2 separate regions of the Homo sapiens genome follow, and region 2 is linked to region 1. A link is a loop called in an ENCODE intact Hi-C map of the cell type or tissue named here. Cell type or tissue: heart left ventricle. All regions are shown on one strand. Links, peaks and the distances in the headings refer to the core of each region. The heading gives the core; the rest is flanking DNA. Region 1 overlaps MIR29B2CHG (MIR29B2 and MIR29C host gene). Region 2 has its middle 24 kb from the start of LINC02767.

The links. Peaks named below come from ENCODE experiments on the same cell type or tissue, not always from the same donor. Only the 100,000 strongest peaks of a DNase experiment are listed, where the experiment ranks them.
Region 2: it touches region 1 in a loop (2.3-fold over the local background); 5 of 110 quality-filtered maps call a loop at or near these places.

The regions. Positions count from the first base shown.
Region 1 is chr1:207,805,045-207,821,489 of GRCh38, reverse strand. MIR29B2CHG (MIR29B2 and MIR29C host gene) reads left to right here. Exons shown (of 6, transcript NR_135299.1): 2 at 2,344-2,528; 3 at 4,076-4,251; 4 at 5,410-5,561; 5 at 15,393-15,485. It overlaps LOC148696 (a long non-coding RNA gene), which reads right to left and starts at 3,111. Exons shown (of 1, transcript NR_026817.1): 1 at 1-3,111. RefSeq lists a silencer at 2,232-2,526 and an enhancer at 14,624-15,823. In heart left ventricle, for the core only: a CTCF peak has its summit at 9,439 (motif pointing left); DNase peaks (open chromatin) are centred at 9,299, 12,947 and 13,450; H3K4me3 peaks cover 4,456 bases; H3K27ac peaks cover 7,155 bases.
Region 2 is chr1:207,974,867-207,991,311 of GRCh38, reverse strand. No RefSeq gene overlaps it. Among named protein-coding and RNA genes, the nearest start is that of LINC02767, 24 kb to the right of the region's middle. In heart left ventricle, for the core only: a CTCF peak has its summit at 9,136; no DNase peak of the experiment used is centred there.

The DNA.
Region 1 (16,445 bases), core at 5,537-13,536:
GGGGCTTGGTTGGGAGGTAGTTTTGACAGTTTACTCCCCTTGTCACTGGCTTCCCCTCTTTTCCCTGGGTGGGTTTATGATCTTTCTGGACTCCTCTGATGAGCTGCCATTTTGGAGCCATTTCTGCTGGTCTCCGACATGGTGGCGTTGGTTTTTCTGTCCTGCTGTGCCAGTTCCGCAGAGTGGGCGGGGGGCGGGGGCTATGACGGAGGAGGGGAAGGGGGGGCAAAAGCACAGCAGAGGCAGGCACAGTGGTGGCTGCCGCAATGAAGGTGGCTCTAGGGGCAGAGCCGCCTAGTCCCACCCTTGGACACAGTCCTGGGTGGGGATTCAGGTGGAAGGCGTCTGGGTAGGGGTTCAACACCTGGGCCCGGCTTTGCCAGAGCGTGGGTTTCCCATGTCCTCATCAGCCTGGTGCTTGGAGTAGTTCGGAAAAGCTGAGTGTCTGAATGAGAGTGGAGGCAGAGGCTCGGCAGCTCATCTCAGACGTGTCAGACCCGTGGTTTGTGTTCCCCAAATAGGCTCTGTCTCCAGCAGCCTCCCTGTGGGGACAGGGAAGTGAGGTCCATGGCAGCTTTGAGGATCTGTTCGGATGGTCCTGCCTGCTTACTGTTTTTCTTCTCTTTCTCCTCCATGCCCCCTGCCAGTGCCATGGTTCCAGCTGTAGTCCTCTTGTGAGGCTCCCCGCTGCCCGTTCCCCCTCTCTCCAGGCCCTTCTGCGTGCAGCGGCCATCTTGTCTTTCTTGCTCAGAAACTTAAAATGGTTTCTCATAATTCCCAGAGTAAAATTCCTTCCCTTTAGCGTGATGCTCAATGCTGGCCGTAACTGGCCTTAGGTTTCCTGTACAGTCTTACCTCTCTCAGTTTCTTTTGGTGGACCATAGGTTCCAACAAAACCAGGCAACTTCCTTTTCCTATCTGTTTTCACCAGTGATGTTTTCCATGCCTCTTCTCCTCTGCATCCACCTGTGGCAGTCTCACTTTCTCCGTGGACCTCTCCTGATTTCCTTGGCAAGAAGCAGTTCTCATAACCACCCCTGCCCTTTCAGCCAAACTTCCATACAGTCTGTCCCTTTTTATGGTACTTTTGTTGTGTTATGATTATTTGTGTATAAGTCTTATGTCACCTATCAGATTGGGAGCTCCAGGAGGGAGGCTAGAGAAAGGAGAAGGAAAACAAATACCTATTTGGTGCCTTCTGTTTGACAGATACCATGTTATACACTTTCCCTGCAGTTACTTCATTTACTCCTTTCCACAGCCCTGTGGGGAGCATCCCATGTCTAGTAAGTGGCCTGGTCATGACTAGAGCCCTGGTCTTCCAAAGCCTTTACATTTTTCCTCTCTGAATTACTGGTGTTTACAAGATGGCTGTTATGAAGTAGATCCCCAAAATTTGTCTATTTAAGGAATTTTGTAAGTCCCTAATGCTCTGAGGGAGTTTGGGTGGTCAATCTTGTGTCCATGGTCTGGGTCCCTCAGCTGTTCCTTGACACTGTCATTAACTTTCTCCTCTTCCTTTGTGGTCAGGTTCACTCAAGATGATGGCTTTTTTCTTGTAGCTGAAATTGATGGATTAACTGACTCAGTTATCCTGGTTGCCTTCCTCGTACAAGAGGAGGGAGAGGTGGAGTGGGATACAGCATCTTCAAAGCCAGAATAAGCTCCAGAATTAGAGAGCAGGGAGCAGAGACACTGGACTTGAACAGACCTAGGTTTTCATTGTGATCCTTCTTCTTAGCTGAGTGACTTTAGACAAGTCATATGATTTAAGTTTTCAGTGAGATGGAGCTACTACAACTGTTATACAGAAATGCCTAATATATTGGCAGCAAATAGGTTCCCATCCCTACCCAGTGGTTTATCAGGGACTTAAAATGGGAGCATAGCAGGGGGCTAGAGAAGAAATGGGGGAGACAGGAGCTCCTGTGCCCTAAGTGGTATCACAGCAGGGGCGCAGAGGAGGTAACCTAGGCGTTACGCCCTTCAAGCCTGCAAGGTGTACTGTCCCCCACCTGCCATAAATACCCCTTTACTTCTGCATCAGGAACATGCCATGGCATCTGAGTGGTGGGGGCTGGTGACGGCAGAGGGAGGGTCAGTGAGCTTTCCTGGGAGCCTTTTGATGCCAGGTTAGTTTCCCTTCTTTCTGAATCTCAGCAGTGGCTGCCTGCTTCCCTGACGCTGCTGAGTCCCACGGGAGGGGAGCTGGGCACCCTGAAGCCCCTCGTTACCAATTCGGGGGCCGCGGAGCAGAGTGTGACGACAGCCAGTGAGTCGTCAGTCGACGGCAATGGGGACCCTGGTGACGGCTGCTTTGTTGTTTTTTTTCCTCTTTGGAAGATGACTCAGTGTATCGGGAGCCGGGAGATGGAGCTCTCAGCAGAGTGGCCAGGATGTTCTGTCAACATGAAAGCTACAAAAACAGCTCGGGGCTCTGAGCTGATCCTTAGCCTGGGGTCATTTTCAGGGAGGGCTGGACAGAGAAGGCGGCCACCGCCCGGGCATCAGGATGGGAGCGACACCAGGTAACTCAGCAGGGCTCTGGGAACCCTTGCATTTTAGAGTCTGAAAAGAAAATAACAGCTGTATGTGTTATTAGATGAGCTTGGCAAATAGGGTCACTTTTTGAGTTCTTCCCACTAGTCCCAGATGACAGACATCTTCCCAGGGCCCAGAAAGCCCTTTGGGATTTTTCACCGTGGTTCTCTTTGTGATAGTCTTGCTGGTCATTGCCTTGAATGAAGGGCGATTCGCTTCTTGGGGTAGGGGTGGGCCAGGCCGACCTCAGTGAATGCGGGCGCACCTGTACCTTGGGAGAAGTGGCCGTGGTGGGGCTGTGGCGTCTTGAGAGTCCTCTGCCGGGCGGCGCTTCAAGATGGCGGATCCGCATCACCGTCACTAAGCTAAAGGCTGGCTCTTGGGCAGCCTGCGTCAGCCTCCCCTTTCCATATTGACCCAAATCAGAGCTTCTCTTCTCCCCTTCATCTTCTTCCTTTTCTTCTTAGGTGAAACAGTGGGCCTTGAGTTCTTGACCCTTTTAATTTTGTTTGCGTCATCATGGCGGCTGTGGGTTCTAGGCTTTTCTCCATACCGCAGCTTTGCGCTATAGGCGCGTGATCCCCCCGCCCTGCCCCGCCCCGTCCCGCCCCGTCCCGTCCCGTCCCGCCCCGCCCCGCCCCGCCCCGCCCCGCCCCGCCCCGCCCCGCCCCGCCCCACCCCACCCCACCTTCTTGCGACCGAGAGAGAAGATGCACCTCCACTGCCACTGAATGCGGACAAACCGTCCTCCCCTTTCTCTTCTCTACCCCCTCTGCTGGAGCGTGGGGCAGAGGGACAAACAATTGCTTATGAGGATGAGGGACAACTTGGCCGCAGCCCCCTCCCTCCTTTCACTGGGTACTATTTTTCAGTCTCATGCTTTCCCGCGGATGATGCTAGCAGTGACATTTGTCACTGAGCACCTCCTCTTCTCTCCAAGGACCTCCCAGGGTGACTCATTTGGGATCTCTGGTAGGAGTGGCTCCTGGGCCTTGGGAGCCAGAGCAGGGCAGGGAGATGTGACCGAGGTCACATGAGAGAGTTAAGCAGGGCAGGGGGTGGGAGCCAGCCATCCCCACTCAGAGTGCAAAGGCAGACACAGCCGCTTCATGTCATGTTTTGCACCCGAGTAGAGAGCAGCTTGACCTAAAAAGATTGTATGTATATGGACGTTGGAACCTTTCGTGTCTCATTTTCTTTGTCCCAAGCTGTGTATATGATAAGAGCCTGGATTTCGGGCTTCAGGCAGCTCTGTGGTCTCTCAGGTTCATTTTCTGAAAGAGGTGGTAAACAGACCCTCCTTCATCAGACCCTGCATCTTCTGTTACTGGCCTTTCTCCAGGACATAGGTCCCATGTCATTTTGCCCAACATTGTCTTGCGTCTTTCATTGGATGGCGGGCAACAGCTAAGGGTCATCATCCCAGAGCCACATACTAACCCAGATGGGCCCCTGGTTGGGATCTGCTGGATTCATTGCTTGGTTGGCTCTGTGAGCTGAGCCCACCTATCTTCCTTTCTCTTCTTCCTCATAGAGGACTCAGGAGAGTGCAGCTTGCTCTGTGAGTGGGTGACAACCTCTTGGCGACTCAGGCTCAGCTGAGGATGGTGCCAGTGTGCCGGAGACAGCCGTCATACTGCCGGATAGAGTGGCTCACTTGCATGTATTTGGAACAAAAAAAGGAGATGCCTGGCAGCCCCGCTCTCTGCAGTAAGTATTCATCTGCATTCTTTTACATTCCTTTATTTCTTCGAACATCAGAAATGGGTAGATGTTTATTGAGCCCAGCCACCTGCTATGCCTTCTCCATTCTTCTCCCACACACCCCACCCTTAGTCCTCCAGAAGAGAGGACTAGATTGATTTTCTCATGCTACTGGATAGCTGCAGAGAAGCTAGAATTTGCTGTTCAGCCCCCACACATCCCCCTCACATTTGGGAGAAGTTGATTTTCCCTAAAATGGAGCCAACAGCCTGTGTCCCTCAGTGTGGAGTGTTAATGGGCTGCCTGGAAGGACCCTGTGTGCCCTCACGGCCCCCAGCCGGGAAGTGAGGCTCCCCATTGGCTGGCAGTGGGAGGATGGTCCTTGCCAGCACCTAGCATGGTTCTCTGCCAAGTTCTAGCTCCACATCTCCAGGCTGGTAGGAACCTAGACTATATATAGCATTGTGCTAAGCAATTCTTATCAGACGTGTCTGCCCTCCCCTGTGGGAGTGGAGCACTTCTATCAGAGAACCAGAACCTAGAGAGCATGAGCCATCTCCAAGGGCCTTTTATTCTGGGAAGGGGTGTGTGTGTGTGTGTGTGTGTGTGTGTGTGTGTGTGTGTGTGTGTCTGTCTGTCTGGTTCAGGGCTGCTTACTTTCCTCCTGTATTGCAGATGCTGATAGATTGAAAGGTCGTGCTAGATGAAGGTGCTGATGTGGGATGAGGGCCAGGAAGGGCTAATAGCTCTGCGATGGATATTGAGCTTAGAGGGAGAGAAGCTAGGGGCATGTGACATGGCTGAGGGTACAGTTGAGCCCTGCCTCCGCTTTCTCTTCCTGGTTTCCTGTTTGCCATGCTTTGCCTAAGGATGTCTTTTGACCTCTCTCTTCCTTCTTTCGGACCTCTTGCATTCCCTGCCTTCCTCCACCACTTCCTCCTCCCTTTGATTTTCTTTAGGATATATGAGGGCAAACACAGTGACTGGCATCCTGGGTCTGTGTCTACTCTTCATCCTTACCCATTTGGGGTTTCTGGAGATCTGGCTCCAGTTGGGCAGAGAGGGCTCAGCTGTCCTCTGGAGGAGTTTTGGTGGTGGGTGAGCATGTTGTGTTGGCTGGTTCAGGGCAGGGTGGGTTGGATATTCCCCTCTTTCCTCTCATAGGTGCTGTTGAGCCACCAATTTTTGTGGTTTTGTGACCACAAGTGCTGACTGATGCGACATGACCCCAGTCTTGTCAGTGAATCATCACCAGGCTGCTTACTGGAAACTGGATGCAGCAAGGAAATAGGATTTAACCGCTCTCTGCCTCCCAGGTAAGTCCAGTGTGGGCTGCTCCCTCCAGCCTTCCCCCATCCTCCTTCCTTCCCACGAACACCATTTTCCTTATTCCGCCGGGGAATCCTCAGACGTCTCCATTCAGAATCTCCCAAACGATTGTTCTCTTTTTTGCATTCTTCTCCTTCTGGCTTTTCTGTGTGGGGTTAGTAACCAGCACAGGGTTGGGGGCAGAATGGGCAGCTGAAGTGGTCGGGCTGTGCGGACGTGTGGGAGATAGCTGGGTAGTGTTGCTGGGTGTGGCAGTTGGCAGAGCATTTGGGCCTCCCACAGTAATAGAAACTCTCTTTGGCTCCAGCATCCAGCAGGAGGTTCTGGGTTTAACCCCTCGGTAATCCTGGGAGCCTTCCTGGTGCCTGGGGATTCTCTCCCCTGTGTAGTCTCAGTGGATGGCCTGTCTTAACTCTAGATACATTTTGCCTTGAGGGGGCTTAGTCTAGGTTGGTGGTCTGGAGTTTGGACTGGGCTGAGCAGTGAGCTTTGGGACTCTCCCTAATTTTGGGGTTTCTTTGAATGAGCCACTTTCTTCCTCTAGGCCTTCATTACCTTTGCCTTAAAAAACAAAATCCCTGGTCCAGTAAGCCATTGCAAAGCATCTCTAGGAAGTTGACAAAGAAATGCTTTTCTTCTGCCTCACTTGCTGCCGATCACAGTAATAGCAATGGTGATTAAAAATGAAAAATGATGACGGCCTGCAGAATCAGGGAGGTCAGTGGCATCATTGATACAATTCACAAAGCAGACTCTCGGTGCCCACACATCACTAGGAAGTCTCTCTCCTATCGAGTAGATGACTACAGCATTCTTGGCCAGTAAAGCCAGTTGGAATTAGCCAACAGCAGATTGGTCTGGGCTCTAAAGATAAAAGGAATTATGTTGGGTAATTTTCGGAGGTACCTATGGGATCCTACCTCTGGCCACACAGTGGTCGCCTCTCTCTGCTCATATGTTTCGGTGGGGGTGGGGGGTTCCTCTTCCCCATGCTGCTCCCGTTGCTATCCAGGGAAGATTGGCCAATTCTGCTTCCTGTTATTTCTTCTTCTCCTCTGTCCATTTGAGGTGAGTCTCTAGGTTGGCTGTGAACAGCCTGAGGAACCCAGGGCTGTTTGGAAGAATCTGATGTCTCTTCCTTCAAGGACCCTGACAGGTCTCAGCCCTCCAGCAGTACTGCAGTGAGGGATGGCAGGGGGTGTTGGAGTGGAGAGATATCGACTTGGGTGCAGCTGGGGAGACTAAAAGGAGTGAGCCAAGTCCCTCAAGAAGTGTTGGCTAGAGTCTGGCCAGCCCTGGCTGTAGGGCTGGAGCCAGACGTAGCTGCTGGCTGTGCTTGGGAGTCTCAGCCCTCATATGTGCAGTGTGTCCCTGGGCATGGCTCTTCGTGATCCCCACTCCCACGAATAGCCCTGTCCTTGGTTAGATTGGGAAAACCAGGGTGGGAAGTAAAGGGGAGGTTGGTTTTGCTCGTGGTCATGCAGTTATCTCTCTGGCCTCTGATGTTTCCAGAATTGGGATTGGTGCTTCCCTGCTGATTTTCCTATTTTTGTCCCTCATCTGGTTCTTTTCCTCCTTGCTCACCAGCCTGGGTTCTACACACATGACATGGGGCATTGTGTGTTCCCAATGAGGATAGCAGAACAGTTGGTATCTCCTGAGAGAGGGGCCAGCATATCTGGCACTTTTTTCTTGACCTTTGAATTTCTGAGGTCTGGGAGTCAGGAGGCAGCATGGGGCCTCTCCATCCGGGATCCAGCAGAGGTTAACAGAGTTGGTGGCTCTGGAGCTGAGGTGGTGTGGCTTGGCTGGGAGTTGTGGGGGAGAGGCCCTGCCAGGGGCCCTGATTGGTCAGTACCTTCTCTATTCCATTGAATCCTGGTCCGGTCAGCTCTGTGAATTGTTTAATGCATATCTTGGCTCTGTCCCCTGGCTCGAGTGTCCCTAAGGCTGCAGCCACAGCTTTAGAGAGGATCTGTACCTTGTGCTGGTCACTTTTTTTGGGCGTGTTACCTCCCTCTGAGATATGTAAGAGATACCACCCTTTCCCACCAGCCGGCTGTCTGTGGGAGGCCCTCATTTTGCTTTGCTTTTCTGAGACTTGGAGTGACTGTGAGGAAAGCATGGACTGAGTTTGCTTTCTTGCTGGTTCCTTCCACAAGAGCTGCTCATGGGCTGATAAAGCCAGAGAACACCTCCAGGGCCCCATGGCCTGTGCGGAGCCTGGTACCATAGTGTCAAGCCTACAGGGATGGACTGGGGACATGGGGGCAGATAGAGCCACGTGGGGAGGTGGTATGTGTGGTTAGATCACAGGAGCAAGTCCAGGAGGGTGTGGGAGGACAAGTCCAGTGCTCAGCCAGGGCTGCCTGTCATGGCCCAGGATGGATGTGTGCATCTCCTGTGAAGGATTTGCGTCTGAGTGCCTGGTACTGAAGGTAGGATGGTGCCCCGATCAGGGTCTATAATGAGGCATGAAGGTATGAGATGGGCATCAGAGTTGTTGGTCCAAGGGAAACTGACCTTTTTAAAGGGCTCTCCTCTCCTTATCTGATTTCATCCTCAGAACAACCATATGACATAGGGATCACTTCCCTTTTATAGTTAAAGAAACAGATTAAGTGACTTAACCCAAGGTTATGCATTTGGTAAGTGAGGTTGTTGAGATTTAAATGCATGCACTTCTTATTCCAAAGCCTCTACGTTATCTTTACTCTTTTGGGCTGAAGTCAGACATTTTTGTGAACTAAGATTCTCAGAGGACTGATGTGAACCAGAGTGAAAAGGCAGACACCCGAAGGAACTTTCCAGTCACTGGGGACGGTTGTGCCGCATTCCTTTAGGGGGAGGCAGGGCAGACCCAAATGCCCTTTGGTAGCCATGGACAGGCAGAGCTGAGTAAGGCCAGTACATGGCGTCTGCTGCTGTGTACGGAGCCTCTGCTATGTGCCAGGGACTGTGCCAGGCGCTAGAGATACAGAACTTGACAAAGCCAACTTTCCACTTTCATGGGGCATACATTCTAGTGTGGAGAGACACCGCTAATAATGATTTTTAAAAAGAATTTAAAAATGTACAGGGTAGACATATATGGAGATTGTGTGGGGATGAAAAGGGGGACCCCCCACACACATAAGGAGGAGAATTCAGATGATGGTCAGAGGGTTCTAGAGACTTAGGACCTCAGCCATCTGAAGCCACATCAATTGAGCTTTCCTTCAGGGAGTTAGGACTGACACAAACTAACCCCCTCTTTTTTCCTAATAACTTGGGAAATCCATCCAAGGTCCCCATGGCTTACAGGAACTTGTCGTGAGTCAGGGATCAAGGTGGAGTAGATGTCAAGCCTTTGGTCTCCGGCAGACTGGTTCTCTCCTGTCTGCCATGGTTGCTGTTGGCCTTCTGCCTCACACCCTCCCAGGCACCAGCTGACTTCTTTCCTCAGCCTGGTCACTGTGCCCCACACTTGTCCATGCAGCACAGGGAAACGTGCAGGTTAGGTCTTTGCCGAGCCATTGGTCAAATGTTCCTGCAGGAGGCTGGTTCTGAACTCAGCCTGTCCTGCCAGAACGAGCCGTTCCCAGAGCTAATCGTCTCACGATAGGGAAGGGATGGGCACCAGGCATAGAGAAGTGACCTGTGCCAGATGCTTGGTTGAGCTGTGTCTTGAGAGGCGGAGGCAGGTTGGTGGTGCTGGGGACAGGGCAGGCATGTGTCATGTGTTCAGCGCATGTAGCTCCAGGGCTCGGGACTTGTTTACTTGGTGGAAGAGGCAGCGGACCTGCGGAGTCAGGCCATGTGATTGTTGGCTCTTTGGCTGATCATGGACAGCTGACCCGCCGGACTGCACACACTGCCATCTGCTGCCAGGGGTCTGAAGTTGCACAGGGATGAGGTAGTGTAGTTGGGGGTGCTCAGGGAGGAGGAGGGTCAGGAAAGTGGGGTTTGTGTTGCTCTGTGTTGAGTCAGCCGACCCTGATTCTGGTCCTAGCTCTTGTTGGTAAAAACTCACTCACTTTCCTCCTTTCAGCTCCAGTTTCATTATCTATGAAATGAGGGGATGGAACCAGAATCTCTTTGGAGGTTCCAGCTGTATCCTGGGGCCTCCCTGAATGTTCATGGAGATGTTCCTTAGCCAGTAATTCAAGATGAGGAAAACTAGGCCCAGGTTTCCACAAGAGAAGGGGAGGGATCTTGATGACCTGTCTCAGAGCGGCTGAAGTGGTACTGTTGGAATTAGGGTGGGTGGGTGGGAGGAGGTAGTTTTTAAAGACCTCCCAGAAGTGGAAGCAGAGGGCTGGAGGTTTCGTGAAGGTGTTGATGAGGATCCACCGGGTGGTAGGGGACATGGCTACGCGCTTCCCCCGGGAGGCTTGTTGGAGATGGGTTTATGTGGGAGCTGCTGGGGGTGCCTGCTGTCCTGCAAGGGGCTGACCCAAGGGACCCTGCTCTAGGAAAGATGCTCCGTCCTGTCTGGCCCTAAACCCTGGAGAGAGAATGCAGCTGTGGTTTGAGGGAGGGTCTGTGCCCCTTGCTGTCAGGAAGTTTTCCTTTATATTTAGCCTTCTCTTTTCATGTATTTTTTGAGGCCCTCGACTAAAAAATTAAATTTAATTTTAAAAAATAACAATGAAAAAAATAAAAAATAAACAAAAATATCTCAGAGCCACTGGTTCCATTTTGGCTTTTTAGTCTTGAGTCACTCTTAAAAAGATAGCAAAATAAAACACATGCAGGAAAGCCGAAGGTCCCAGGCCCAGCCAGATGGGGGCTAGGAGTGGCTGGGACTCTGGCCTAGCTTCTCCATGGCAGCGTTAGTCCCAGACGTACACCACTTCTGCAAGGCTGTGTGGGTAGGAGCCCCTGGGGCTGAGGGGGCACATTGTGCAATCTGCTAAGCAGAATGTAGAGTTTTAAAATAGCTACCTTTCTCCAAGACACTATCTGCTTGCCGCTTTGTGGGATGTTTACCTGGGATTAATAATAGCTGAGTGCCACCCCACTGCCAGTATGGAATAGCAAACAGCGATCTGGGCTAGGACTCAGGCAGGAGAGGAATGGAGTAATAACCATCGTATCAGCTCACATAGTTCTTTTCATACTTGCTGGCTCATTTGGTCCTCACACAACCCTGAGAGGGTAGGTGGTCTTATCCTTGTCGTTGGTAAAACTGAACCTGAGAGTCAATCCTGCCAAGATCTGACTGCTTGTAGCCGCTTCTCGTGGGTCTCCCATCTAGGTCCTCTGACTTCAGCTGTTATTTCTCTGGGTTCTGACTAGTGGGGCAGGGACAGGAGTAGGGGAGTGGAGTCTTTGGCAGTTTCCTTAATTTCTGAAGGCCTTAGAGGGCCTAGAGATGCCTTTTCTATGTGTTGAATGGGAAACGGAACCTCAGCATGTCCAGGTTCTCCAACTCTCTGATTCTTCAGACTTCTTGGAGCTCTTGTGAGAACTGGCTTGCACTTTTTGGCTGGGAAGCCAGCCACTCACCATGTGTTCTTGGAGAGGTTTCCTGTATTTGGAAGCTTCTGGAATATGTGATGCATCAAACCACTGTGACACATCTGTATGGCACCTCATGCCTATGCACACAGGCATGCTTCTGCTGAGTGCAGCTCACTTAGAGATGAGGCCCAGTGTAGGGTTTTTGAAATTTTTCCAACACATTTGTAAGAGATGCCCTGAGCCTTGCCCAGCATGCATGTTGTGTGTATGCTACCTGTTTGCTGGCTAATGTACAGCGCCTGCTGGAAGCCTTGGCTAATGTACAATGTAAAGTAAGGGACTAGAAACACTGGCTTTAGTTCTGAGTGTCTGCTTCATGATTGACTTGAAAAAGTAGGGCTTACCCACAGAGAGAAAGGTGGGTAAGAGAACTCGTGGGTGTCAGTTTTCCTTAAAGGCAGAGCATAATCCCCCACTCTTTATAAGGGCTGGTAAGGCAGAGTATTGGACAGCAGGACTTCTTGGCCAGTTAGCCCTCTTGAGTGACCTTTGTTTAAATAGACCCAGAACTTGTATGAAGGAGGAAATAATGGTTTATCTTTATTTACAGCGGATTTAGCCATGATGGTTTAGGCTTTTTCTGGGGGTATTCCTTTAGGACAGTTGAGGTTGGACAGGGGCAGCATGCATATGTGTCTCTAAATGTCTGTCCTTTGGTATTTCCTGAATGCATCCTTGGCTCATACTGAAACCCTGTGATGGGGAATCCACAGCGGAATTGTTTTAGTGGATAAAGCCTTCTGTAGCTTCATGTGTGAAGATTTGTCATGTTGGATCCAGTTCATTCTGTCCACTTGAAGGATGGAAAAGAGAGTGGGCAGAACTTGCAGCAAGGAGAGTGATTTGGGCTAGACTTCTGGGAGAACTGTGCATCACCTCTGCTGAGGGTTCCTGAGGAAAGATGAAGCCTCTTTATTTGAGGTAGGAGACTCGGTGTCCTCCACAGGATCCTCCCAGTCCCAAGTCTGTGGCACTTTGAGACAGTCCCTGGAACAGCATGAGGTTTGGGTGCCAGGATCTAGAGCAGGCATTTCTCTCCATCTTTCCCATCTGTCTTCAAGACAGGCCCAAGCTGGATGCAATTGAGGGGATGCATGGGCAGGGTACACCAATGTGGTCATCGAATCTGGAACTTTGACCTTGTTTCCCTTTGCAGAGAGAACTTCTGGCACTGATCTTATAGGAACTGGTGTTATTTGCATATAAAAAAAGAGAAAGGCATGTTGTCCCTCATCTTTTCCAGGAAAGAGTGCTGAGCTGCTCTAATCCTATGGTGGGGAGGGAGGAGGGCCGTGTAGAGGACGCAAGGCCAGACATGGTTTGCTGGGAAGAAGGTAGGAGGTGGGAGAGGAACATCCCAGGGCAGGCCCACAACTCTGGGAGCCACAGACATTGCCTGCTATACTAAAGGCAAAGGGATGTGTTCAAATAGGCCTACTATTTAGCGGTAACCCACAGTCTGAAATAAATCAGTTAATGGCTAAATGAGAGTTGTATTAAATATGGAAAATCATATTTTTTGTGTGTCATCACCACCTACAGATTTAGCATCAACAGGCCTGAAAGGCTGAGGATGCTGAAATGGGCCCTGTCCGTAAGATCATGCTTATTTTATAATGACTTTTTGTCTCTTTTCATTACTATTTCCCACTCTTATTCCTTAGGTCTACGTGAATATTTATTTATGCAGTTGTGTTATTTCCTTGGGGTACAGTTCTTCCAGTGTCATTGGCATCAATGAATATGTGACTTTGATTTCAAGTGTAAACAAACCACTGGTTCACGGCAGGGACAAGCCATCTCTGAGACAAGGGCTCCAGCAGCTGCCTACAGATGCCCTTCCCCCAATAGCCCTGGACTGTTTCGGCCAGACGCCTGAGACGAGAGTCAAGGGTGTTCTTGCAGGGACCTGCCCAACGCTATGTCATGTGTCCTGCCTGGAGGGTGGTGCTCACACATGCATCTTCCAGCCTTATTAGCTGGTACTGCTTTTCAGCTTGACCCGAGGAGTGGTATTGGAAGTTTGAGACCGTACATCCCTTGCTAGGTGAGAAGGGGGTCAGAGAGGTCAGGCACAGACAGAGAAGGGAACGCAGGCTCCTGGCCACTAGCCTCTCTCAAGACAGGTGAACTTTGTGTTAAGCGAACTCATTTAATATTTTGGGCCTAATAGAAGTTATTTGTATTTTCTCTCCTCTCTTTTCCCTCCTCTCTCTCACTCACCCTCCCCCCACTCCCCAGCCTCCAAAGAATTTAATCTGCTGGACAACAAACAATACTGTTATAAAACTTTGAAAACAAGAGGGCGCGGCCTCCCTGACAAGGAGAAGGGCATGTTGGGTAACGGCCTGAGGGAGCGTGCCAGGCCTGAGATGGAGCCGGGCGAGAGCCCAGTTGGCTGGGTACCTGGGCGCCTGCCCCTGCATAGCCCACTAGCCGCGCCATCCCCAGGCCAGAGGGGAAGGAACCAAAACAAAATGGGGGGCAGAGAAACGCTTGAAAAGGGAAGTTGCACATGTTCCCCTCTCTCTGATCTGATGGGAATGCACTAGACTGTGAAACTTCCTCCTCCACCTCTTCTCCCGAGTCCCTCCCTCCCTCTTACCCTCCTTCCTCCTCTCTCCTCCCTCCTTTCTCCTCCTTCCTCCTCCTGCTACTCACTGTTCTTGAGTCTGGCAGACAGAGGTCCTGATAGCAGAATGAGGCTGGAATAGCACCATAGGTGCAGCTACCAGCTGGGCCAGCCAAAGAGGAAGGAGAGAAAGTGGGCTTGCAGTTGGCTTTGGATTCAAATCTACCCTCTGTCTGGCCCAGCCTCCCTCCATTCTATTAGGGAAGTGGAACTACATCACGCCACAGGGTGTGCCCAGTCCATGTGTGTGGACCAGGTGTGTGCCCAGGTACTGGGGAGAACTGCCACTCAGAGATTAGTTCAGGAAGCACCCTGGGCTTCCTGGTGCCCCCCTTGGGCTGTGCTCTGCTCTGGGGAGAGTGTTTGACTTGTTGAAATGCTCTCTCCTTTGAGATGCTGTGCTCTCCCTCCAGGGAGGAGCAGAGGCTGTGCTGCAAGAGGCTGGGGCATGTCTCTGGAGGAGCTCTTGGGAACAGGAACGTGCTTCTCCCAGCGAGAGCAGCCATGCCGTCTTGTGAGTGTGGTGCCTGGTAGGATACTGCATCTGTTAGTTACTTCCCAGTGGCTGAAGGAAGTGGTCACCAGCTCTGCCTGGGGGAGGTGGGGGAGCTGGGCTTTGGGGCGTCTCCCTCCCTACCTCCAGAGTTAGGTTTCACCTGAGACTGTGGTTTCACTTTTGACTCCATCTTCACTGAGTCAAGCAGATGATTTAGGAATGACCAGGGAGCAGCATTGGTGGTTTGCCTTTGGATCTGCATTGGTTTGGACCCATGAACTCTGTGGTGGGCATTGTGTTTGTGTAATAGACCATTGGTATGCTCATTTTTCCTCTTGCAGAAAGCACTAGCTTTCTTGAAAGCAGTTCAGGGACATGCCCATCCTTCTGTGCCAGAGCTGAGCCCTTCTACTGGGGGAACATGGAGACACGCGAGCTCCAGTCTTCATTCCACTCCTCCTCCTTCCCTTTGCCCTCCACTGTCTCCTGCTGTCCCCCCAGCTCATCCCAGGGGCAGGGTAACCTTGGTGCATCCTCCCATCCAGCCAGCAGTCCCGACCCAGGGCCCCCGTGCCTGGACTGAGTCTGGGGTTTATGTCAGTAGTGTTAAGGGAGGGATGGAAAACTGAACTTTTAGGAGTGCAGCTGCCTAGGAACATAGACCTCCATACCTCTGACGCAGGGGAAACCAGAAAAACCGATGCTGGGTCCACGTAGGCTTGGAAGGCTGTTACTTTTTGCCTTCTTACCTGAATAGGAATTTGAGGGGCACTGTGGGTTTGGAGGATGTGATTCCCACACTGGGGCTCAGGGCCTGGGAAATGCAGTGGTCCCTGGGTTCTGAGTCCTCCTTTGAAGGCCACCCTGCCAGAAAGGAAGAGCCTGATGGAGGTTTCTGGGGACTTTGGGCCAGCCGGTAACTCCATGCTCCCTCTGCTCCACCCTTGGCCCCTCATGTGTATACCATTCCTTTTATCACCCTTCCCTCTGATTCACAGCCCCCACCCTGACAGCTAAAGACAGAATGCCCAGGCTGCTGCCTAGAATGACAGGAAGCTGGACTGCCCTTTCAGTTTATACATGCAATGGCCTGGGACTGTCTCTTGAGGGCAAGACATTCCCCTTTTACAAAAGAGCCTTCCCCAGGCCCCTCTCTCACCAAGATGAGCTCTTCCTTGCTGCCAGGAGCCCTGAAATCAGCATTCCCAGAGGAAAGAAGATGGCCATCTGGGCTTGGCTTCCGGCTCCCCCCATCTGGCTGGAACACACATCAGTCACGTAAGTAGCTGTGACTCAGCACCCAGCACTGCCTTGGCAGAACCTTCCCACGTTCTGGATTTGCACACACTGTGGTAGCGCAGCACAAGCAAGCAGGGTTAGGTAACTGGGGACCAGTGTCTGTTTGTTCAGTGGGTTTGCCTATGGATTTCAGAAAGAAGGATTCCCTCACCTTCCCATTTTCCTCCCATGTTATTTTTTAGGTACCATGCTAGGCTTTAAAGACAAAGCATCATTTATAGAATGAAGTAGAAGCTGTCTTTGCAGTCTCCAAACTATTTTTAACCAACAGCCTATAGATGGTATTTAACCCTCAGGTGTGTTTGGCCTGCACGGGTTTTTGTTTTTGTTTGAGACAGGGTTTCACTCTGTAGCCCAGGCTGGAGTGCAGTGGCACGATATCAGCTTGCTGCAACCTCTGCCTCCCGGGCTCGAGCAGTTCTCATGCCTCAGCCTCCTGAGTAGCTGGGACTACAGGTGCCACCACACCTGGCTAGGGTTATTTTAATGTATCTGATTTTGCATGCATTTAGACAAAATATGGCCTCTCCAGTTCACTGTATTTCTGCTGCATGCTGTTGCTGCTTCTCTGTCTCAGGTTTCCTGCCCAAGCCCTCCGAGCATTTGAATGTGCTGTGAGCAGCCTACCTCAGCCTCCTCTCTTTACACATGAAGACACTGAGGCCCATTCAGGGCAAGTGGCAGGTCCCTGTTCTCAGAGTTGGGGCCAAGCAGGTATTAAAACCATTGTGTTCTGATTCACTGTGTGCCCAAGCAGATTAATGCCCTGGTGTGAGGTCGAGAAGCCTCCAGGTAGAATGTGGGGACAGAAGTGGACCAGGCTAGAGTATAGCTCCCACACCTTTCCCATGCGTGGCAGCACTCGTAAGACTGACATGCCCACCCTTCTGGATGGGTGGTTTTCCTCCCCAGACAGCCCTGCCAACCCTTTCACCTTCA
Region 2 (16,445 bases), core at 4,156-12,155, 170 kb before region 1:
GCATGTAGCAAAGCACGGCTCCTAATTAACAGACAGTCGAGAGGCGATTAAGAAAAAAAGCTGTAGTCCCTTCTCATCACCCCTCCCACATGCGCTCCCACCTCCCCATGTGGCAGCCCACCCCCCACCCCCGTACACTCAGCCCGCCTCCCCTACCCCATAATTATATTTGCAGGAGAGAATGATATTCTGGTCAGACACGACAGACAGAAAGAGCCCAGTCCCCAGTGAGGCAATTAATATTTCACACCTGCCAAAGCAAAGTGGCAACTGCAAGGGGAGGAAGAGACGCTGGAAGGCGACTCGCATTGCCACCAGGCCGGGGTTTGCAAAAGCCAAGTAAGGATCGTCCTTCTGTTGGGCTGCAGGAATGGGCAGGCCAGGCTGGCACAGAAAACAACTCTTTAGGGTCTGCATAGAGATGGGGCAGGGGAAGTCATTGAACAGAACAAAGAATCTGCGACTGTATGTGCTCCTACTTTGTTCCCTAACTCCCAGCTCACTTCCACACTCTGCACACATTCCCAGCCCTACTGAGAATGTAGCATGTGCAACCCTAAGGGGTTGAGGTACAAGCGAATGCAGAGCAAGTGGGCACAAAACACCCACCTGCAACCCCACCCCAGCCCTCACTCCCACTGATTTGTATGCCGCCAGTCCTGCCTACCACCCACAGACCCTCACGCCGTCTCCAGTGCTCCCTATTGGAGCACATACAGTGCACACACTCATGCTTTTACACACTCACACTTTTACACACTCCCATACAACCATCTCCAAGTCAAACAATCAAGTAAGAGTTACTGGCTACTTATTAGGGTCAAGTTCTTGGAACTGAGACCTTGAGAATCTAGCATTAGTTCTGGAAATAGAACTGCCTGAGATTTTATACAGAGGAACTAACAATACAGAGCCCTGATTGGTAAGGGACACTTGTGTGGTCTAGTAGCTTCCTAGCATGCATCGAGAACTTACCAATTGTCAGTCGTGCTCACCAGCCACTTCACATGCCTACAAAACTAGTAAAGGACAGATCAGACCATTGTGTTTTACATTTAAGAAATCTGAGACTCCTGAAGGTTAGGCATCTTACCCAAGTTAGGAAGTTAACGAAGCTGGGATTTAAACTCAGTTCTGTTTGATGCAAAATGTGTGTTGCTTATTCCCAACAGCCAAAAGCTGGAACAACCCAAGTGTTCCACCACGGATAGATGAATAGATAAACAAAATGGGGCATATACATACAATGGAATATTATTCAGCCTTAAAAAAGAATGAAATTATCATATATACTACAATAGAGATGAACAGGGCATTACACCCAGTGAAATAAGCCAGTCACAAAAGGAGAAATACTGTATAGCACTGTATATTGCTTAGATGGGGTACCTAGAGTAGCAAATTTGTAAGGACAAAGTAGAATGGTGCTTACCAGTGGCTGTAGGGAGGAGGGGATGGGGAGTTACTGTTTAATGGGTATAAAGTTACAGTTTGGCAAGATGAAAAGAGTTCTAGAGATGGATAGTGGTGATGGCTACACAATAGTGTCAAAGTACTTAAAGCCAAAGAACTGTAGATGGCAAATTGTATGTGTTTTATCACAATGTTTAATAAAACTTGTGTTGCTAACTATCATGCCAAGGGAACAGAGAAGGAAGAAAGATTCCTGTGTGCTTGGTGACCAGAGAAAGCTGCTTGGAGGTGAGATTTGAATGGGACCTTAAAGAGTGGGGGAATTTGAATGAAAGGAGTAAGGGTGGACAAGGTGGCAAAATAAACAAAATGCAAGAGAGACATTGGTGTCTACTTGGAGGATGGAATCTGTGGAGACTGTTTCAATCAAGGGAAAATAATTTTCTTTTTAAATTGAGATGGAGTCATGCTAGAGCTGGAGTGCAGTGGTGCGATCTCAGCTCACCACAACCTCCATCTCCCGGGTTCAAACAATTTTTGTGCCTCAGCCTCCTGAGAAGCTGGGACTACAGGTGTGCACCACCACGCCTGGCTAACTTTTTTGTATTTTTAGTAGAGATGGGGTTTTGCCATGTTAGCCAGGCTGGTCTCGAACTCCTGACCTCAGGTGATCTACCCACCTTGGCCTCCCAAAGTGTTGGGATTACAGGCATGAGCCAACATTCCCAGCCCAGGGAAAACAATTGTATCACAGATGGTTCCAGCAGGGATTCCTGAATCGGATGAGAGGCTGGATTAGGTGCCATTCGGATATCTTCCAGAGCGAAGAGTTTAAGATTCCACAACAACTGAGCCCTCTCTGAAAATGGAAGTGGGTAAATGAGTCTGCTTGAAGTGCAGGGGACCTGAGGAGGAACAAGGCCACCAAGGCTAGAAAAGAGAAGTAGGAGTGGGTGAGGAGAGCTTAGCCGAGGCTAAGCTGAAGAGCTTGGATTGTGTCTCTAAGCAATGGCAAGCCCTTGCAGGGCCTGAGCAGGGAGTGGCTGATGACCTGTGGCTTGAGGAGACGCTCCTACAGAGAAGGAGGAGAAGATGGCGGGGAGTGGAGTAGGAATTGGAGCGTGAAAAGGAAGGCAGCCTCACCCAGGAAGGCGCAGTGCTCCTGAGGCTACACTGGACAAAAGGGAGGCCAAAAGAGACTCCAAGGCTTTACTCATGGACAAACAAGAAAGTGGCAGCACCAGGGACACTATCACCTTGAAACAAAGGTGCACAAATAATGGAAGCTGTGTTTCACCTTGGACTGCAGTCCAGCCCAAGTCCCCCAGTCAGGAATGATGACAATCACCCCTTACGCTGGCAAGCCTTGTTGATTCTGCCTCCAACACATGTCTCAACCTCATGCCTTCTCTCTAACTCCACTGCCACCACCCCTGTCCAAGGCACAGCCCCTCTGCTTCCCTGTCGCTACATTGAGGTATAGATGAGTACATCATCATCCCCAATTGACTGGGAAAGTAACTCTAGTAAGTGATATTACTCATTTAAAAGATCACACAACTATTACTGATGGACTCTATTCAGAAATCTGAGTCTCCTCTTTCAAAATCAGAGCAGTTCTGGGGTCCAAGGACCTGTTCAAATGTTAGCCATCATCCATTCTCAGGGAGCTTACAATTAATTGTACCTTTTCGTGGCCCAGACTCATAGCTGGAATCTCAGTGTGCCCCTTTGCACAGTGAGGCCATGAGATCAGGATCCCATTAGTTAATAAGCCTCATGGATCTGCATAATGGCTATACATTCCTTCATTTATTCACTTCTTCCATTTGTTCATTCATTCATTCATTCAAAAGTAAACATTGAACAGATCCCATGAGCCAGGCATTGTGCTAGGCTCTGGAGATAGAGTCCTGAACATGACATACAAGGTCTGCTCTCATAGAGCTTATATTCTAGTGGGTGGGAGGCTGGAAGAGAAACTAGAAAGAGGCCATGCTGTAGTAGAGGCAGGAGAGGAAAATGGCTTGGATTAGGGAGGTGGTTGTGGAGATAGAGAGAGAATGAATGTAAGTTATGTATCGGAGGTAGAATCAGCAGGGCTTGCTGATAGATTGGATGTTAGAGCCAGAGGAAGAGACGGGGAGAGGAGAGTAACTCTTATTATGAGAATTAGAAGAGTCGGGCACAGTGGCTCATGCCTGTAATCCAAACACTTTGGGGAACCGAGGTGGGAGGATCACTTGAGCCCAGGAGTTTAAGACCTGTCTGGGCAATATAGTGCGACCTCGTCTCTAATTAAAAAGAGAAAAAAAAATTTAAGAGAATTAGAAGCAACACATGTAAGGTGGGCAGCATAGTACCGAGCACACAGTGGTGTTCAAAGATGGTTACTTCACGTATTATGAACACTGAGGGGATTAGAAATTAATCACAGAGCGGTTTCTACAAGGGAGGACAGAGGGGAAGAGTAATGGAGAAAGATTTCTGGAAGACGTGAATTCTCAGCCAAGTGTAAAGCAGGGGAGGGAAGTGGATTGACATGGGGGTGGAAGAGGAGGGTGTCAGGAATTTCTGGTGGGAGGCAGGAAGGAATAGACCAAACATTGGCTTGAATGGGGGAACTGTGAGTCATCAGACTTCAGAATCAATTAGGGTTGTGTGTATGAAGATTCTGCTTATAAAAAAGAACACTTGACCCTTGAACAATGAGGGATTTAGGGGCGCCAATTCCCCCACAATTCAAAATCCATAGAAAAGACTACACATTGGGTACAGTGTACACTGCTTGGGTGATGGGTGCACCAAAATCTCAGAAATCCCCACTAAAGAACTTATTCGTGTACTCAAACACCACCTGTTCCCCAAAAACCTATTGAAATAAAAAAAATTCATATATAACTTTTGACTCCTCAAAACTTAACTACTAACAGTCTACTGTTGACCAGAAGCCTTACCAATAGTCTATTAACACATATTTTGTATATGTATGATGTACTGCATTCATACAATAAAGTAAGCTAGAGAAAAGAAAATCATGAGGAAGAGAAAATACATTTACTATTTATTAGGCGGAAGTGGATCATCATAAAGGTCTGCATCCTTGTCATCTTCATGCTGAGTAGGCCAAGGAGGAGGAGGAAGAGAAGAGATTGGTCTTGCTGTCTCAGGGCGGCAGGGGTGGGAAAAAGTCCTTGAATAAGTGGACTTGTGCAGTTCCAACCAGCTGTAATATGTACGTAAGATTTTACTGAATCCAGATCCTAAAACGAATTCCTATCTCCTCTTCAGATCCACAAGCCTAGATTGGGAGATGACTTCCTCCACTCACAGAGTCCCCATTTCTGTGCACCTAAAGGAGGAAATGAAAGCTCTGAGACGCTGAGGGGTGAAGGCCCTGGACCAGGCCGGCGGGGCTGGCACCCTGAGCCACCTCAGCACACCTACAGCCTGCAGGCTCCTGAGTATCTTCTAAGAAAATAGCCCCCAACCCAGTGTCCATGCTGGGTTCCTCTTCTAGCAACTGCTGCCCCAGACAATCTCCCCTTTATTTTCAATCCCCACTCTCCACTGAGGCTGTGTCCTCCAACCTGCACAGACTTCAGATGAATGGCCTGGCCCCTGGCACACACAGAACCCCCAAACCCGACACTGGCCCACCCTCCTGCATGCTGCCGTCTGTGTGGGCAACAAAAGCCCAGCCTCCATGAGGGGCATGGGGCAGAAGCCGGAAGCAGCTCCTCCAGCAGGGGGGCCCTGCCGTCCCCGGTCTCATGCCATCTACTCCTGATTTTCTCAGTGTGGCTGAAGACTCCGGGGTTCCCCGAGACACTTTCAGGGGACCATGAGATCAAAATATGTTTATGATAATACTAACACATGATTTGTCCTTTTCATGGTGCTGACATTTGCACTGGGGATGCAAAGGCATTGGTGGGTGAAACTGTTGACACCCACATCAACCAAGTGAGAGTACGAAGTCTGATAATAGTCATTTTATTTTCTCGTCACTACACCCTCACAGTTTTTTTAAAAGCCATTTTTATTTATGAATATTCTTTACGAAGCAGTAGCAATCACTAATTTTATTCCATCTCAACCCTTGAGTACACATCTTTTTAATATTCTGTGTGACTACCTTAGAAGTACACACACGGCGTTTTTGCTGAAACGTGATGCTTGTCTCACAGAAGAAACGCTTGTGCAATTGTTTGAGCTTTGAGCTGAGCTAGCCACTCCTTTCACAGAACACCATTCTTACCTGAAAAAACAACTGACATGCCACAGTTATTAATACTTGTGTTTTTGGTAGAAATTGTCTTGAAAATGAACAAAGTGAGCCTGTCACTTTAAGCAAAACGATTGACAGATTTGTGGCCAACGATAACATTTGAGCTCTCACATGAAAATTAGAATTTTGGAAAATTTGTGTTCACCACCATGAACTTGATAGCATCCCAATACTTAAGATCTTTCCTGATGAGGTCAGTGGTAATAGTAACAAATCTGTCTTGGCTTTTTAAAAAAAAATTTGTATAATGAAATGTGTCAACATTTGGAAGATCTTCATAACTCAGTGAAATAATACTTTCCAAATGTCCAATGCATGATTTACACATGGATAAAGGAATCATTGGAAGCTGTAAAACCACCAGTGTATTTTCATGCATTTCATACAGTACATAAAATCAAGTGTAAAATGTTCGTCGATATGGTTTCAAATTCCACATTGTAAATAATCTTTAAGAAACTACCATTTATTGAGTTTAAGTGTAGTATCAAAGATAAATAGCCACAATTATCTGAAACAACTATTAAAAAATCCTACCTTTTGCAACTACATATCTGGATGAGGCCAGATTTTCTTCCCATATTTCAACCAAAACAACATATCCCAACAGACTGATTGCAAAAGCAGGTGGTGGGAAAATTCTGCCAGACATTAGAGAGATTTGTAAAGATGTATAACAATGCCACTCATCTCACTGATGTTCTTTTGTTTTGGAAAATGTTACTTTTCATAAAAATATGTTATTTATATTAGTATCTAATATGTTTACTATTTTCTTTTATTTTTGAGACAGGATCTCACTGTGTCACCCAGGCTGGAGTGCAATGGTGCAATCACAACCCACTGCAGTCTCAGCCTCCTGGGTTCAAGCAATTCTTCCACCTCAACCTCCTGAGTAGCTGAAACTACAGTGCATGCTACCAGCTAATTTTTGTATGTTTTGTAGAGATGAAGTCTTATCATGTTGCCCAGGCTTGTCTCGAAATCCTGGGCTCACATGATTCTCCCACCTCAGCCTCCCAAAGTGCTGGGATTACAGACGTGAGCCACCGTGCCCAGCAATTTTACTTTTTATTTTTTTAGTGATAGGGTCTTGCTCTATCACCCAAGTTGAAGTGCACTGGCAAGATCATGGCTCACTGCAACCTCAAACTCTTGGGCCCAAGCAATTCTCCTGCCTCAGCCTCCCGAGTACCTGGGATTACAAGCATGCTCTGCCATGGCTAGTTTTTTCCATTTTTTGTGGAGACACGGTCTCACTATGTTGCCCAGGCTGGTCTCTAACTCCTGGCCTCAAGTGATCCTCCTGCCTTGGCCTGTTTGTTTATTTATTTATTTTATTTTATTTATTTATTTATTTTTTGAGATGGAGTCTCTCTCTGTCGCCCAGGCTGGAGTACAGTGGTGCGATCTCGGCTCACAGCAAGCTCCGCCTCCCAGGTTCACGCCATTCTCCTGCCTCAGCCTCCCGAGTAGCTGGGACTACAGGCGCTGGCCACTATGCTCCACTAATTTTTTTTTTTTTTTTTTTTGTATTTTTTAGTAGAGATGGGGTTTCACCGTATTAGCCAGAATGTTATTTTTAAATTAATTGAAAATAAGTATTTAAAATTTTGTTGTCTTAATGTCTAATACAGAAAATACTGTTTGAAATTCAACCCAATTAACGAAAGCTCTTTGGGGTCCTTCATAATTTTTAAGACTGTAAAGGGATCTTGAGACCAAAAGTTTGAGAGTCCCTGCTGTAGCTCACTGTTCCTCACCACTATCTCCTTTTTTGGGGCTGGAGCCCTAATGTTTCTCCTGTGTCCAAGTCCCAGGGTTAAGTTTCTGAACCACAATGCCAGGCCCAGACTACTCCAGCCCCCTCCAGGGATTCCATTTTGGGGTGGCCCATGAGAGCTTCAGACTGCTGTGTGTCCCACTGTCCTTACCACCTGCCCCTGCCCACATAGACACACATGCACATACACACCGAACAATTGGTCCTATATGGAGTGAAAATCAATGTCTTCCTAGTGGCAGCATTTTCATCCTGGGCAAATCAACCTTTTAGGGCTTATCTTCCTCACCAATAATACATGGTTGTTAATACTAAAGTCATCCTCGTTGGGCTGTTGTGAGATTTAAATGAGACTTTGGGTGTGTACTAGATATTCTGCATCTGCCAATCTCCTCTCCTCCCTTCCCCACCCTGCTCTGTGCTCCTGGAGGCTTCCAACTGGGTCTTCCAGGAGACTCCAGAGGAAGAAGATGAGAGGGCTGATCACCCTGCTGCATGCATGCATGTGTACACATGCGTGCACACACACATGCACACACACGTGCACACACACATGCACACACAGTTTGGCAATGCATCTAAGGGTTGGACAGCCCCGGTCTCATGCAGAGTAACTCCTCCTTCCCTGGTCCCAGCATGCCCAGGGATGGAACTTTGCTCTCGCCAAGGTGCCTTACCCCACTTGTTGGTTTCCTTTAATAGCCACACCTTTGTAAATAGCACTCCCTTAAATTATCCTCAATGGACTTGTCTGAGTATGTCATTTCTTTCCTGCAGCAACCTTGACTATATAGGGTGTGTAATATTATAATCTTGGATGTGTCTGTACCAAAGAAAGACCTGTTTCTTTCTGATTTAATGTCTTCTATGACCACTGGGCACCCCCACTTCTGAGGGATGCAGGAGAAGATGGGGATTTTATTCCACTCGGCGCAGTTTATTCTTAGCACCACTTACGTTCAAGGAACTATTCAGAGAGTTTGCAAAGATGCCCAAGGAATAATTCCTGCCCTGAAAGGGAACAAATGAACATCCTGCGCTTTCCCATCTTTGTGCCTTTGCTCACAGTGTTCCCCTCACCCTGAATGTTCTCTTTCCATCAGTCTAAACCCTCCACTATTACCTTCTTAAGAAACCATTCCATATCCCCAAACCATAAATAAAGCCTTTCTCCCCCAAACACTTCTTTTAAAGCACTTATCTGTTTTTAGTTTGTATTATTCAGTTTGGTTCAACACACATTTACCTGGTGCTTATTTTATGCCAAGCCCTAGGCCAGATGCTGAGAAGTGCAAGGAAAAATATTACACAGTTTCCCCCCTAAGGGAGCTCACTCTCTAGCTGGGGAGACAGAAACATAAATACTTACGATGCAAAGGGAGAGAGGTCGTAACAGAAGTTTGTACAGAACTCTACAGGTTTTAGTTAAGGGAAACACTGTGGAAGCATCTATATAAATGTGGGGCAATCAAGAATATTAGAAGGATGGCACTACACTGTCAGGTGTAGGTTAGGGGAGGCTGGAAGCTTCAGCCTAACAGAAGTCCAGCACACAGGCACATCCGACATGGCACAGAGCATACAAGCAACCATTGGGCAAGCATGAGGCTGTGCTCTTGTTTCCCTGCTACATCTATTGATGGCCTGCAGGGGCGGTATAGGACCACCCCATGCCCTGGTGCCTGGTGGGCCATGGACCAGCTGAAGCTTGATGTCTGATGAAAGGGCTCTAGCTGCTTCCCATCTAGAGTCACAGACCAGACCATAAACTCTGACAGTGGTGCCAGCATAATCCCCCAAACAGCCAAACCTCCAGGGGTCATGAGGCTGAGCACAAGCCCAGATCAGCCATTCTGCAGGAGAAAGCTGGGCAATTTGAAATGATGTAAATTCAAGATATCCTTCTCTCCACAGCTGCACAAGGTCTTGTAAACTCACTATCACAATGAAGAGGACCAGGGAGAGGGAGAAGACATTTCGAAGACTGAGCATTTACCCCCCAAAAGAATGAGTCATTGTTTTCTGACAAGATGGCCAATGAGCATAGGCTACTGGCTCCCACCTCCAAAATTAATCTTGGGGAAACCACAGCAGAGAAAATATACCATGGATCTGATGATCCAAAGATAAAACAGTGAGAAATTCCAGGAAGACCAAAGGCTTCTGAAGACAGAGATCCAGTGTGTGTGAAGGAGACGGGTGGGTGGATGAATGGGAATAGAAAAGGGAGAAGCCCCAGTGGGATATTAGTTGCTCCAAAGTTGTGGTCTTGTACCCCCTCTACACACACATGCACACACACACACACACACACACAAGGTGACCATTGTCTACCTAGAACAAGCAGCATCATAACCAAGTCCTCAGAGATTCCAAGAATATAATCAGAGAAAACCAAAAACCCTATTAGGATAAGAGCTAATGGGACCAGAAATGGACTTCTGTCTGCCCTTGGGCATTCGTTCATCCATCCTACATCCTCTGCTGCCCCTTTAACCCTGAAGCCTGCTGGATCTACTAAAGGGATGGCCACCTCCCAAGTCTGCTTCTTTGAAAGGAAAATACTGGACAGAGGGGTTGCACAGTAAGAAAGTAGCATCTAAAAGGGATCCTAAATTGGGAAGGGGGATAGCAGGTTGCTGGAACATATCAAGAGGGTTTCTGTGGAACCAGGGGCTCTCTGGCTTGGAGCTCATTCCCTCCCCTCTTATTTAAATTCAGCAGGAAGTAATAGACTAAGATTTCAGATGCTCCTTCACTACACAGTACTGCGCAGAATAACTGACAGCCCCAAGGGAACATAAGTTTACGGGCCAAATTAATTTGACCTCAAGGAATAAAACCACTTTAAAAGAAAGGCAACAAACTGAACAATACGCATCCTGTGAACCAGGATAATTGAGACAGATACACCAAGATTTTAAACAAGCATAATAAATATTCCCAACAGAAGAGAAGATACTAAAATATGGAACAGGTAGAATAAATTATAAAAAGGAAACAAATAGAAATATTGTATATGAATGATTTGAAACAAACAGAAGGGATAAATTACTGGATGGACATCCCTGAAAGCAGAATTTCTAAGCTGAAAGATCATGTCGAGATGTTCTCCCGCAGGGCAGCAGCAGCAGATGAAAAGATAGAAAATATGAAATAAAGGCTAAGAATGTTGTGACTTACATTTACTTACAATATGGTTATAAGTAAACTGAGGTGCTAATATCCAAACAATGAGATTCCCAGGAGGTGAGGAAAAACATGAAGGGGAGGAAACATTTGAAGAAATAAGAATAAAAGACAAAAGACTTCAGATGGAAAGGACTTGCACAGTGCCAACAAGAATAAAGAAAAACCCACACCTAGAATACTTCAGTGAAACTAAGAATATTAAACATACAGAAGAAGGCCAGGAGCAGTGGCTCACGCCTGTAATCCCAAAACTTTGGGAGGCCGAGGCAGGCAGATCACTTGAGGACAGGAGTTCGAGACCAGCCTGGCCAACATAGCGAAACCCCGTCTCCATTAAAAGTACAAAAATTAGCTGAGTGTGGTGGCACATGCCTGTAATCCCAGCTGCTTGGGAGGTGGAGTCATGAGAATCACTTGAACCTTGGAGGCAGAGGTTGCAGGGAGCCAAGATCAAGCCATTGCACTGCAGCCTGGGCAACAGAGCAAGACTCTGTCTTGAAAAAGAAAAAAATCAGAAGAAAATTCTAAAAGTTTCCAGAAAGATAAAACAGTCACCTAAAAAAGTAAGGAATCACAATTTATTAGATTTCTGAAGAGTACATTGGGCATAGGAAAACATGGAGAAAAATACGTTTGAAGTATTAAAGGAAAAAGAATATTGAACCTAGAATTTCATATCCAGCCAAATTGTCACTTACATGCAAGAACGCCATGAACATATTTCCAGGAATATGAGGCCTCAGAAAGTTTGCCACACAAAATCCCAATTTGAAAACACTCTTGGAAGAGTACCCGATAAAAAGAGAAATAAATTCAGGAAAGTGCTGAGAGAGAAATATGATGGAAGAATGGTCAAATTACTTGGTACAAATTATTGTGTAAAAAAAAAAAAGCAAGGATCAAAGAAAATGTAAGAAAAAAGCATATCCAAATAACAAAAAGAAAAAAAAGAAACAGAAAAACCCATAAACCAGGTCTCCACCTACACTAAAGTGTATCTGTGAGGATGTTTAGTTGTACATGCATCCAGGCTTGCCCTCACACAGGTCTGTGCGGTGCCCCTGCGGAGCACACCTCCATGCCCTGTCTGTGTGGACCTGTGCATTGGGTTTATATCAAACATGGAGGTTTCTTTAGTACTTGTCTGGTTTGCTCCCCTAGCTGTTCTAACCCCTCAAAACTAAAATTGTAGACATTATCAAGACAAATAAATATAATTATAGGTTTTGGATTAAAGGCAGCCACCATAATAAAAAAGTAGAAGATAAAACCTTTAAATAAGCATAAGAAAATTTGATCTATCCAATAGAAACCATAAAGAAAACAAATAAAAAATAAATGTAGAATAAAAATAAAATATGAAATAACATAGCAGAAATAACTCCTCAATTAATAGAATTACAATACCCATACAGGGATTTAGTGCATCAATTAAAACACAGAGGCTCTGTCCAAAATTAAAACAGTATGGTACTGCTGCACTAATAGGCAGACTAATAAAGCAGGAGATAAAGAAATAGATGAAGTCCATAAGAAACGTATTATATGAAAAAGGTATCATATCAAATCACCGGAGAAAAGACGAACTTTAAAATAAATAATGCTAAGGCAATTGGATAACTATTTGGAAAAGGATAAAATTGGAACCATACCTCACACCCTATCCAAGAATAAACTGCAAATAGATCAGATGTGTGATGCACACATGAAATCACACAGGATTAAAGGAAAACAGGGTGCTATGGTTTGGATATTTGACCCCTCCAAATCTCATGTTAAAATCTGATCCTCGATGTTGGAGGGGGTGCCTACTGGAAGGTGTTTTGAGCCATGGGGGCGGATCTCTCATAAATGGCTTGAGGCCTCCTCCCCGTAATGAGTGAGTTATCACTCTATTAGTTCCTGAGACACCTGGTTGTTAACAAGCGCCTGGCACCTTCTTCCTCTCTTGATTCTTCTCTCTCTTGCCTCCACTCTCATCATGTGATTTCTGCACAAGCTGGCTCACCCCTGCCTTCTGCCGTGAGTGGACACAGCTTGAAGCTCTCACCAGAAGTAGATGCTGGCACCATGCTTCTCCTAAAAAGCCTGCAGAATCATGAGTGAAATAAACCTCTTTTCTTTATAAATTACCCAGAAATTACCCAGCCTTGGTATTCCTTTATAGTAACATGGACTAGGACACAGGTGAGTTATCTTATAATCTGGCTTATTAAAAAGTCTTATTATGACTCCCAATTCAGAATCAATAAAAGACAATATTGATTAATACAATTACATTAAAAAAAACTTTTACATGGCTGAAATCGCCAAAAACACAGTCAAAAGACACATTATATAATGGGAAAATATTAGCAATTGGCAATGCATATCACAGATAAAGGTTTAACACGCCTGTTGCACAAACAACTCATAAAAATCAAGGAAACAAAGAAAGATATACAAATCATCCATAAATATATAAAAAGAGCATCAGAATAAGAGAAATGCTAATTAAAATCACATAGATACCATCTTGCAATTACAAGATTGGCAAAATTTCAAAAGCTTCACAAAGCATTCTGTTGACAGGATATGGAAAAATTGGCACTCAATTTCAATGCTGGTGGGAATGCAAAATGGTAGAACTCTACAGAAGGGATTTGGCTATATTTAATATAATATCTAATATCTGGCAGTATCTAACACAACTATGTATGGATTTAACCTTTCATCCAATAAATAATAATATATTAATTTACTTTGAAGATCCATATCCTAAAATGTGAAACAAAATATGTACAAGATCATTCATGATACATGTTGAGTATCCCTTAGCTGAAATGCTTGGGAACAGAAGTGTTTCCAATTTCAGATATTTTTTGGATTTTGTAATATTTGCATATAAATAATGAACTATCTTGGGCATCAGACCCAAGTCTAAATATAATATTCATTTACGTTTTATATATACCCTATACATGTAGCCTGAAGTTAACTTTATACGATATTTTTAATAATTTTATGCATGAAACAAGGTTTTAATTGCATTTTGACTGTGACCCATGAAGCAAAGTCTGGTGTGAGATTTTCCACTCGTGGCATCATGTCGGCACTCAAAAAGTTTTGGATTTTGGAGCATTTTGAATTTCAGATGTTTTAATTAAGATTCTCAACTTATAGTATTATTTATAAGGACAAAATATTGGGAAGAATCTGTTATGCATATATGAATGATAGATTGGTAGAATAAGTCATTGTATATCCATTCAAAGGCATAATACACAGTTATAAAAATGAGAAATAGCTCTGTAAATTGATGTGAAGTGATTGCCAGGATATTTTAAAGTAAAAATCATAGATAGTATGTTATATTTTTGTATGAAAGAAAGTAAAATAAAAATATATTCCCATTTTTGCAAAAGAAACATAGGAAGGATAAATCAGAAGCCAGGGAAATTGGTTTCTGGCAGGGAGTGAGTTGAAACAAGAAGAAAATGCTAAGAAAGGGGAACAGTTCTTTAAATGTACCTTTTGTTTAGTTTTACTTTTTGACCCACCAAATATTTTACTATACGTGAAAATAAAATTAAATCATCAAATGTTTTCCTCATGTTTGATGAGGAAAATTGTATAAACAGAAACAAATGAATTTATCTATATACCTTTGGTAGTTGACAAGGTGTCTATACAGAAGGGAAACATCAATCCAAGTAACTCTTTTTTTTAACTTTGCATATAATGTACCTTATTTATATATTTTTTTATTATACTTTAAGTTCTAGGGTACATGTGCACAACGTGCATGTTTGTTACGTATGTATACATGTGCCATGTTGGTGTGCTGCACCCATTAACTTGTCATTTACATTAGGTATATCTCCTAATGCTATTCCTCCCCCCAATCCAAGTAACTCTTGAGAACATAGTATTTGAACTGTACATTCTCAGGGGGACATGTTCTAAATAAAATAAGAACTGCAAAGAAAGTTTGAACTTTGTTTTGTTTTGGTAATGATATACAATAACAATTCCCAAACTATTTTGGCAAATGACTATATATGCTGATGTTGTTGAGAACCAGGGAGGCTAAGAATCTTTTGGAGAGAATCATTGTGGAAGAACAAGATACAAATAAGGAAAGGAAAAAGAAGAGGAAAACTCCTGTAGTATTAGATTGAAGTTAGAAGTGTTTAGTAAGTACTCATTACTTTTTTTAGGCATTTATTTTTCTCCAATCTTACTGAGTTATAACTGAAGTACACTAAACTCCATATTTAAATGTAGTTTGTTGAGTTTTGACCATTTTACATTCAAAAAAATTGCCATGATAAAGACAACAAACATTTCCATCACTTCCAAAAACTTATTTGTGTTCTTCAACATCCATGCCTGCCTCTACCTCCATTTGTAAGCAACCACTAATCTACTTTCTGTCACTATAAATTAGTGTGTATTTTCCAGAATTTTATATAAATGAAATTATATGGTATGTGCTATTTTTTGCCTGGCTTTTTTTTTTTTACTAAATATAATGATTTCAGATTCATCTCGGTTATGTATCAAGGTTCATTCCTTTTTATTGTTTTTATTTCCAGGATTGGAATGGTTCTGTTACTAGGTTCATATACATTTATAATTGCTATGTCTTCTGGATGAACTGTCCCTTTTATCATTATGAAATGTCCCTCTTTATCTCTAGTGATACTCTTTGTCTTGAAATCTATTTTAGCTGATTTAAAAATAGCCATTCTAGGCTTCTTATGCTTATTATTTGCATGGTATATATTTACTTTAAACCTATCTGTGCCTTTGCATTTGAAATGTGTCATTTGACGGCAGCATATAATAACAACTTGCCTTTTTATTCACTCTGTCAATCCTGGACTTTTAATTGAAGGGTTTAGATCATCAGCATTTAATGTACTTATTCATATTGTTGGATTTAGTTCTACCACTTTACTCTTTGATTTCCATTTGTCTCTTCTTTTTTTATTTGTTTTTCTGTTTTTGAGACAGTGTCTTGCTCTGTCATCTGGACTGAAGTGCAGTGTCACCATCATAGATCACTATAGCCTCAAACTCCTGAGCTCAAGTGATCCCCCCTCAGCCTCCTGAGTAGCTGGGACTACAAGCACATGCCATCATGCCTGGCTAATTTTTTTTTCTTAATTTTTTGTAGAGATGGAGTCTTGCTATGTTGGCCAAGCTGGTCTCAAACTCCTGGGCTCAAGTGATCCTCCTGCCTTGGCCTACCAAAGTCCTCGGATTATAGGCATGAACAACTGTGCCCAGCCTCCCTCTAGTTTCTTTCCTATATGCCCCTTTTTCAGCCTTCTTTTGGGTTACTTAGATAATTTTTAGTAGTCTTTTTAAATTTATCATTAGCATTGTGGCTAAATCTGTTTGTATTATTTTTTAGTGGTTGCTTTAGAGATTACTATATATATATATTTTCACATTCAAGTAAAATATAGAAGCTTTGCAACCACATAAAAGTCCTTTAATATTCCCTTCAAATGACTTCTATGTTATAATTGTCATTTGACTATATCCTCACACATTAAAAACTCCACCAGCTTATGTTATAAGTTTTGCTTCCAATGGTCCTAGGTGTTTTTTAAAACTTTTTTAAAAAGTCTCTTATATTTACCCAGATATTTACCACTTCTGTTGCTCTTCCTTCATTCCCTAAAATCCAACTTTCTTTTGTTATCATTATCTTTTAGCCTCTGATGAATTTCCTTTATCATTTATTACAGAAAATGTATTCTGGTAATAAATTAT